2 separate regions of the Homo sapiens genome follow, and region 2 is linked to region 1. Evidence: read pairs that join two places in POLR2A ChIA-PET (ENCODE). Cell type or tissue: MCF 10A. All regions are shown on one strand. Links, peaks and the distances in the headings refer to the core of each region. The heading gives the core; the rest is flanking DNA.

What was found. ChIA-PET counts read pairs that join two places held together with the same protein. Peaks named below come from ENCODE experiments on the same cell type or tissue, not always from the same donor. Only the 100,000 strongest peaks of a DNase experiment are listed, where the experiment ranks them.
Region 2: POLR2A ChIA-PET joins it to region 1 with 8 read pairs; 1 of 35 experiments calls an interaction of 5 or more read pairs at or near these places.

What each region holds. Positions count from the first base shown.
Region 1 is chr1:23,659,444-23,663,835 of GRCh38, forward strand. No RefSeq gene overlaps it. Among named protein-coding and RNA genes, the nearest start is that of RPL11, 30 kb to the right of the region's middle. In MCF 10A, for the core only: no CTCF peak of the experiment used is centred there; a DNase peak (open chromatin) is centred at 2,628.
Region 2 is chr1:24,234,677-24,239,068 of GRCh38, forward strand. No RefSeq gene overlaps it. Among named protein-coding and RNA genes, the nearest start is that of LINC02800, 37 kb to the left of the region's middle. In MCF 10A, for the core only: no CTCF peak of the experiment used is centred there; DNase peaks (open chromatin) are centred at 1,735 and 2,305.

The DNA.
Region 1 (4,392 bases), core at 223-4,222:
GTTCAAGACCAGCCTGGGCAACATAACAAGACTCCCCCTCTCCTGCCCATATCTACAAAATCTTCCATGTCTCTACTTATCATACTTAATCTTTCTTTTACCTGTTTGACCATGTGGGATACTGTATAGTTACAGTAACATTTAATTCCCTTTTCTGTTTTTTTCTTTTTCTTTCTTCTTTTTTTTTTTTTTTAGCCCAACCAGGATATCATGACATCCCTTTTCTATTAATTCTATCATCTGTATCATTTCTCAGTTTGTTTCTATTAATTTATTTTTCTTTTCATTTTAGGTCTTATTTACTTTCCTCTTTGCATACCTAGTAATTTTTAATTTGATGATGCCAGACATTGTGAATTGCACCTCTTCGGGTGCTAGATATTTTCGTGTTCCTATGAATATTCTTGAAATGTGTTATGGGATACTTAAGGTTACTTGGAAACAGTTTGATCCTTTTGAGGTTTACTTTGAGTCTTTTTTTTTTTTTTTTTTTTTGAGACGGAGTCTCACTCTGTCACCCAGGCTGGAGTGCAGTGGTGCGATCTCAGCTCACTGCAAACTCTGCCTCCCAGGTTCACACCATTCTCCTGCCTCAGCCTCCCGAGTAGCTGGGACTACATGCGCCGCCACCGCGCCTGGCTATTTTTTTGTATCTTTAGTAGAGACGGGGTTTCACCGTGGTCTCGATCTCCTGACCTCGTGATCCGCCCACCTCGGCCTCCCAAAGTGCTGGGATTACAGGCGTGAGCCACCGTGCCCGGGCTTTTTTTTTTTTTTTTTTTTTTTTTTTGAGATGGATTCTCACTCTGTCACCCAGGCTAGAGTGCAGTGGCATGATCTCAGCTCACTGCAACCTCCACCTCCTGGGTTCAAGCAATTCTCCTCCCTCAGCCTCCTGAGTAGCTGGGATTACAGGTGCCTGCCACCACGCCTGGCTAATTTTTGTATTTTTAGTAGAGACGGGGTTTCGCCACATTGGCCAGGCTGGTCTTGACCTCCTGACCTCAAGTGATCCCCACGCCTCCGCCTCCCAAAGTGCTGGGATTACAGGCGTGAGCCACTGTGCCTGGCCAGACTTTGAGGTTGTTAGGTGAGACCAGAGCAGCCTTTATTCTGGGGCTTATTTTGTCCCACTACTGAAACAATACACTTCTGAGGACTGTACCCAATCCCCCTGGAATTAAGAGGTTTTCTACTCTGCCTGGTGGGAACACAGAGTACTCCTGTCGCCATGTGAACTGTAGTGATTTTTTCCTCTGGTCCTTTCAGGTGATTCTTCCCCAGCCTCAGGAAGCTTCCTTACACACATGTGCTGATCAGTGAAGAGGGAGCTCTCTGCAGAGCTCTCTGCAGCTCTCTCCTCTCCAATACTCTGCCCTGAACTCCAGCCATCTGCGGCCTCCCTGGACTCTCAGCTCCAGCTGCTCAGCTCCAGAAGTCCATCAGGCTCCACCTGGGTGTGAGCCACGGTGCCCGGCCCCAACCCTCTTAATGCAGCTCCCTTCCACATGCCGCAGCTCAGAAACTCGTTCCAGGCAGCAAGGTGGGGGGCGGGCGGGCAATCATAAGACTCACCTCATTTGTTTCCCCTCTCTCGGGAATCACTGTCCTGCACTGGTGAGGTCCAATATCAGAAAACCATTGTTTCATAGATTTTGTCCAGTTTTTTCTATTGTTTCACTTGGGAGAATATATCTGGTCCCTGGTATCTCATCTTGGCCAGAAGCAGAAGTGTTCTGTATATTTAATGCACTATTTTAAAGTTTTTTAAAAGACTATCTTAAGGCCGGGCGCAGTGGCTCATGCCTGTAATCCCAGCACTTTGGGAGGCCGAGGCAGGTGGATTACTTTAGGTCGGGAGTTCCAGACCAGCCTGACCAACATGGAGAAACCCCATCTCTACTAAAAATACAAAATTAGCTGGGCATGGTGGTGCATGCCTGTAATCCCAACTACTCGGGAGGCAGAGGCGGGAGAATCGCTTGAACCCAGGAGGCGGAGGTTGCGGTGAGCCGAGATCGTGCCATTGCACTGCAGCCTGGGCAACAAGAGTGAAATTCCATCTCAAAAAAAAAAAAAAGACTATCGTAGTCTGTTTGGACTGCTGAAACAAAATACCATAAATTGGGTGCCTTATAAACAACAGACATTTATTTCTTATAGCTCTGGATGCTGGGAGGTCCAAGAACAAAGTGCTGGCAGATTTGGTGTCTGGTGAGGGCCCTCTTCCTGATTCATAGAGGGTGCCTTGTTGCTGTGTCCTGACATGGTACAAGGGGCTAGCTATCTCTTGGAGGTCTCTTTGATAAAGGCACTAATCCCTATCATAAGGGCTCCACTCTCATCACCCAATCACCTCCCAAATACCCCACCTCCTAATACCATCACCTTTGGGGTAAGGATTGTAATATATGAATTTGGAAGGACACAAACATTCCCTGTATAATCAGGATCAACTAAAGAGAAGGGTTCCAGGACTGTGCAGTCTTCAAAATATCCCCTAAGCATAATCACAGAAAGATTTGGAAAACCACATAATTCAATAAAAGGAGAGGTCTTTGTCTTAGGAGTCAGAGACCCAAGTCCCTCCTATTCCGTTCGGCATATGGGCTGATTTTCAGGCATGTTCAGGCTGGTCCTTGGTGCCATACCTGACTCATCTGTCTACAGTTGCCACTTCTTTTCTCTCTCCTTCCATCCACTCATCAGGTATTCCTGCCCCCACCATCCTCCACAGGTACCTGAAAAGTCCACATAAACATCAACCCCAGCTCCAAGCTGCAGGATGTTGGCAACGTGGCATCCCACTCTGCAGCGGGGGAATCCTTGCAATAAACACATTGGACAATGGTGGAGAGGTCTCACCTAGGTACTTCCCCCACCCAAATTTTAAGCTCTTTGTTTTGAAATAATTACACACTCAAAGGCAAGTGTTAGAGCAGCACACAGGGATTCACATATCAGTCACCCAGCTTCCCCAATGGTGAGATTTTTTTTTTTTCTTTTTTTTGAGATGGAGTCTTGCTCTGTTGCCCAGGCTGGAGTGTAGTGGCGTGATCTTGGCTCACTGCAACCTCTACCTCCCAGGTTCAAGTGATTCTCCTTCCTCAGCCTCCCAAATAGCTGGGACTACAGGCATGCGCCACCACACCCAGCTAATTTTTGTGTTTTTAGTAGAGATGGGATTTCGCCGTGTTGGCCAGGCTGGTCTTGAACTCCTGACCTCAGGTGATCTGCCTGCCTTGACTTCCCAAAGTGCTGGGATTATAGGCATGAGCCACCACACCCATCCCCAATGGTGAAATCTTATATAGCCATAGTATAACATCTAAACCAGAAAACTGACATTGCTCTTTGTGTATTACTATTAGCCAGTCTACAGACCTTACTCAGTTTTTACCATTTTTAAAAACTGCATTCATTTGTATGTATGTAGTTCTAGTTTTATCCTATGTACAAATCTGTGTAACCAGCACCACAGTTAAGATACAGAATCATTCCATCACCTCGAAATCACAGCCTCATGCTACCTCTTTGTATTCTCAGCCACCCTCACCCTCTCCCAGCTCCTCACCCCGTCTTCGTCCTCTGGCAACCACTAATCTGCTCTCCATCTCTATAGTTGTGTCACTTTGAGATGTTATGTAAATGGAATCACACAGTATGTAATCTTTTGACACTGGCTTTTTTTCACTAAGCATAACACTCTTGATGTCCATCTAGGTTGCTGCATGTATCAGTAGTTCATTCTTTGCTATTGCTGGGGAGTATTCCATGGTATGGATGTACCAGAGTTTGGTCAACCATTCTCCCACTGAAGGGTTGTTTCCAGTATTTTGTTGTTACAAATAAAGCTGCCATAAACATTTCTCAGGCCGGGCGCAGTGGCTCACGCCTGTAATCCCACCACTTTGGGAGGCCGAGGTGGGCGGATCACGAGGACAGGAGATCAAGACCATCCTGGCTAACATGGTGAAACCCCGTCTGTACTAAAAATACAAAAAATTAGTCGGGCGTGGTGGCGAGCGCCTATAGTCCCAGCTACTTGGGAGGCTGAGGCAGGAGAAGGCGTGAACCCGGGAGGCGGAGCTTGCAGTGAGCCGAGATGGTGCCACTGCACTCCAGCCTGGGAGACAGAGCGAGACACCATCTCAAAAACACAAAAAACAACATTTCTCTGCAAGTTTTTGTGTGAACTTAAATTTTAATTTATCTGGGATAAATGCACAAGAATACAGTTGCTGGGTTATATGATAATTGCATGTTTAGTCTTATAAGAAATTGCAGGCCGGGCGCGGTGGCTTATGCTTGTGATCCCAGCACTTTGGGAGGCCAAGGCGGGAGGATCACGAGGTCAGGAGCTCGAGACCAGCCTGGCCAACAAGGTGAAAC
Region 2 (4,392 bases), core at 145-4,144, 580 kb after region 1:
AAATTAAAAAATTAGCCGGGCATGGTGGCAAGTAGCTGGGACTCCAGCTACTCAGGAGGCTGAGGTGGGAGGATTGCTTGAGTCCAGGAAGTTGAGGCTGCTGTGAACTGTGATCAGGCCACTGCACTCCAGCCTGGGTAACAGAGTGAGACCCTATCTCAAAAAAAAAAAAAAAAAAAGAAGATAAAAGTCATTGAAAGTTTTGTTATATTTATTGCTAATTGTCATACTAGAAATTGAAACTGGGAAATTTTAATTAATTAATTAGTTCATTTATTGAAAGTAGTAATTCATTTATTTAAAGTAGTAGTTCTCAACCAGGGATAGTTTTATCTCCCAGGGGACACTTGACGAGGCTGGAAGCCATTTTTGTTTGTTACAGCTGGAGATGGGGCATGCTACCGGCGTCTAGTGTGTAGTGAGGCCAGAGATGCTGCTCAGCATCCGAGATGCATCCTACCATACACAGATGCACCCCCCAATAAACAGAATTATCTGGCCCAAATGTCAATAGTGCCAAGGTTGAGAAACTGATTTAAAGCGAGGATAATAAATTCATCACATGTTAACACAAAACATAGTTTTATAAGAAATGACACAATTTTCCAAATTAAAACCAATTAAAGGAGTGGCATCGTTTTGTATTTTTGCAGGTCTCTTTAATGATTGGCTTCACAGGAGACAGCTGGATTCTTTTTTTTTCTTTTTTCTTTTTTTCTTTTTTTTTAACCAGAGTCTCACTCTGTCACCCAGGCTGGAGTGCAGTGGCACAATCTCGGCTCACTGCAACCTCTGCCTCCCGGGTTCAAGCCATTCTCATGCCTCAGCTTCCTGCATTGCTGGGATTATAGGCATGTGCCACGATCTCTGGCTAATTTTTTTCTATTTTTAGTAGAGATGGGGTTTCGCCATGTTGGCCAGGCTGGTATCGAGCTCCTGGCTTCCAGTGATCTGCCTGCCTCAGCCTCCCAAAGTGCTGGGATTACAGGTGTGAGCCACCACGCAGGATTATTGTATCTACTTCTGCATTCAATCTGTTGCAATGTCACATGTCACAGAGCTCCCGGAAAACTCCATTAAATATTTGTGAGTGAATGAGAGTGATAAAGACATCATCTCAGGATGATTATAATGGTTTTGATCTTGTGGCCCCCCTCCAAGGGTCTTTGGTAAAAGGTGAAAGATTCAAAGGCACTTCGGGATGCCCAAGGGTCCACAGACCACCTTTTGAGAACTGCAGCTGTAGGAAGATCTTCCCAGATGATTTCCAGAAACAATTAGTGTGTTTTGGATGTGAACACATCTGGCTCTGCCATCCTGGGAGGGCAGTCGGGAGAGGGACTGGGGAAAAACCCACTGAGCCAGCCCCGCAGACCCCACTCCTCCCTTCTCCTCAATGCTGTCAGCTGCTAGACAGTCAGTCATGGTAATTTCTAATGACAGATCTCACGTTTCACCTTGGGGGCAGAAAACAAGAGGCTGGACGAGTGGGAAGAAAAGAAAAGAGGAGAAAAAGTCAGGGGAGGTGGGCTTCCCTGGCTGCTTCTGAGAGGGAGGAAGGGGTGCTCGCTGCTGGCCCGGGGTCCCTGTGGGGTGTGGGTGTGTGTGGAGGGCCCACGCCTCGCCTTGCCCATGAGCCCAGCCCTGGGAACAGCAATCGAGGTGGCCCGCCTGTCTCTGAGTCACCCACCTGAGTTTCACAGGATGTGATAGGCTAATTTTGACAAGGAGAGGGGGAGCCCCAGCCTTTGAGGCCCAGGAAGGGTGAGCCAGGCTGAGGCCAGTGTCTCAACCCTTGTCTCTGAAAGGAGCAGTGGATCCAGGTCAGGAAGCCCACCAGCTTTCCCCCGACCCTACACTGCCACCGAGGCGGGCCCTTCACATTCCTAGGGTGGAGGGGATGGAGGCTTCCAGCCGCCACACTTCTAGGAGCTGGGGAGACAGCAGCACAGAGGGCATTTATGGAATACTTGCATTTATGGAACGCATGCAGGCTCTGAGCTCATTCTTTGTTGTGACTGCTGCCTTTAACCCTCACAATAACTGGTGCTTTGGGAACTGTTATTATTTCCACTTTACCCATGAGGACGACACGGCCCAGGGAGGAAAGAACTCGTCCAAGTTCCATGCCAGGGAGATGCGGAGCTGGGATTTGATCAAGGTTTGTTTGGCTCTGAAGCCCAGATTCTTAACCTCTGCCCTACAAGTTGTGCCAAATTACTCATGTACTCATGTGCTCAGGCACTTACTCACATACCTGATTATGGAGGGCCCACTCTGAGCCCTGTGCTAGATGCCAGAGATACAGACAATAAAACACACTCCCTGTCCTCCTCAAAGCTCTCGGTCTACCAGGTGGGAGGCACGGGGAGTGTAGCATTGAGCAAGCGGACACGCTATTGGAATCGATTGTGCCAAGTGCTGTGATGGGGTAAGCAGAGTGTGAGGAAGCCAGAAGAGGCTCTGGTTGTAGGATGGGGAGAGGGAAGCTAGGGTGGCTTCCTGGAGGAGGTGATGTATAAACTACTGACAAGTAGGGACCCCCAAGCCAGGGGGAAGAGGAGCATCTTGGGGTCACATACCACATGCCCTTGCTCCCACTTTTGACTTGTTGCTGGGACACTACTTCCTAGCCCAGGAGGAGTTCCAGGATTTCTGTTGCAAGCCCCCAGCCCCTATTTACCTTCTGTTTCTGGGGCGAGAACCAGATGGGACCCTCGCCAGGAGAATACCAGCAGCCCCTTCCCCTGTAGGAAAGGTGGGGACAGCAGTGTTGGATGGGGTCTCAGGGTGGCTGCCAGGCCCCAGGGGCAGGAAGCCAAGTCATCTTTTTGAGTAGATATTTGCACATGAAGCACTCTTGCCGGGCACTAACCTAGGTGCTGCACATAAAGTATGTCATTGGAATTTTACTATCCTGGGAGGATGAATTTCTTAAAATATGAAAGCCCTTTCACTAAAGACCTTATATCATTTCAACCTCACGTACTTCGAGACTAATATCGACAAAGGTGGTTCGTGTGTTTGTTCACCTGCCAAAGTGGTGCAACCCTATAGCTATGGTGTGAAGAGATTACAATTTTCTTGGTCTGCCTGCTATGAAATTATGCAGGTTTCGATAAATCATTCATTTACTGAGGGAGAGTGTTCATGATTTCACATTTTATGGGATGCTTTACTGATATGTCTTCATATCACACAACCTCCTTCTTGGTACTATCACTACCCCATTTTGCAGATGAGGAAACCGAGGCTCAGAGAGGTTAAGGAACTAGCCTGAAGTCACACAGCTGGTATTGGAACTCCAATACTTCAGGAGAATTGGAATTAGAACTCAGGCAGCCTGACGTCAGAGCCCAGCCTCCCAATTTCTACCCTGCTCCTCTTGTGCTAGAAAAATCCCTGAATCTAGAAAAATCCCTGAATCTGAGAAAGCCTCTTTCCTTCAGCCTGTCTGAGCCTCAGCTACTCCAACTCTTAGATTGCCCTTTCAACCTTTGAACTCTCCCATGAGAATGCAGCGGTGGGAGAGAGAGTGAGATGTCTGGAGTTTGTGCTTAAGGGTTTCTCATGTGACTCAGGGGCTGAGCCCCAAAAGAAACTCATCCCCAGCATGGCTGGGTGAGCCTTCTTTGTCCCCGCTTTCTCCAAACAAGGCTACGAATGTGGAGTGAGAGGCGTTGCAGGAAAGGGTGCCAGTTGTGGGGTGGCGGGGGGCTAGAAAAAAGAGATCTTAAATGATCAACAGGAGGGAACTGATAATTTCTTTTTTTTTTTGAGTTGGAGTTTCGTTCTTGTTACCCAGGCTAGAGTGCAATGGCGCCATCTCGGCTCACTGTAATCTCCGCCTCCTGGGTTCAAGCAATTCTCTTGTCTCAGCCTCCCAAGTAGCTGGGATTCCAGACACCCACCACCACGCCCAGCTAATCTTTTGTATTTTTAGTAGAGACGGGTTTTCACCATGTTGGCCAGGCTGGTCTCCAACGCCTGACCTCAAGTGATCCGCCCACCTTGGCCTCCCAAAGTGCTGGGATTACAGGCATGAGCCACCACACCCAGCTGAGGGGAGTGATTTCGTATTGCTTCAGAATAATTTCTCCCCTATTCCAAAAGCAATAAAGAAAATGTAGGAACTCCTAGTAAACCCAAAGAAGAAAGTTTAAAAACCTACAACCCCATCACTCATGCATAAACATGGTGAGTATCTTGGGTGTGATTTCTTTTAGGCTTTTGTCTATGCATCGTTCAATATACATGTTTATATTTATACTAATAAATGTATTCATAGAATTTTATTATTGCCAAGATAATACGTGTTCACTGTAGTATATTTAGAAAGTAGAAATGGACTGGACACGGTGGCTCACTCCTGTAATGCCAGCACTTTGGGAG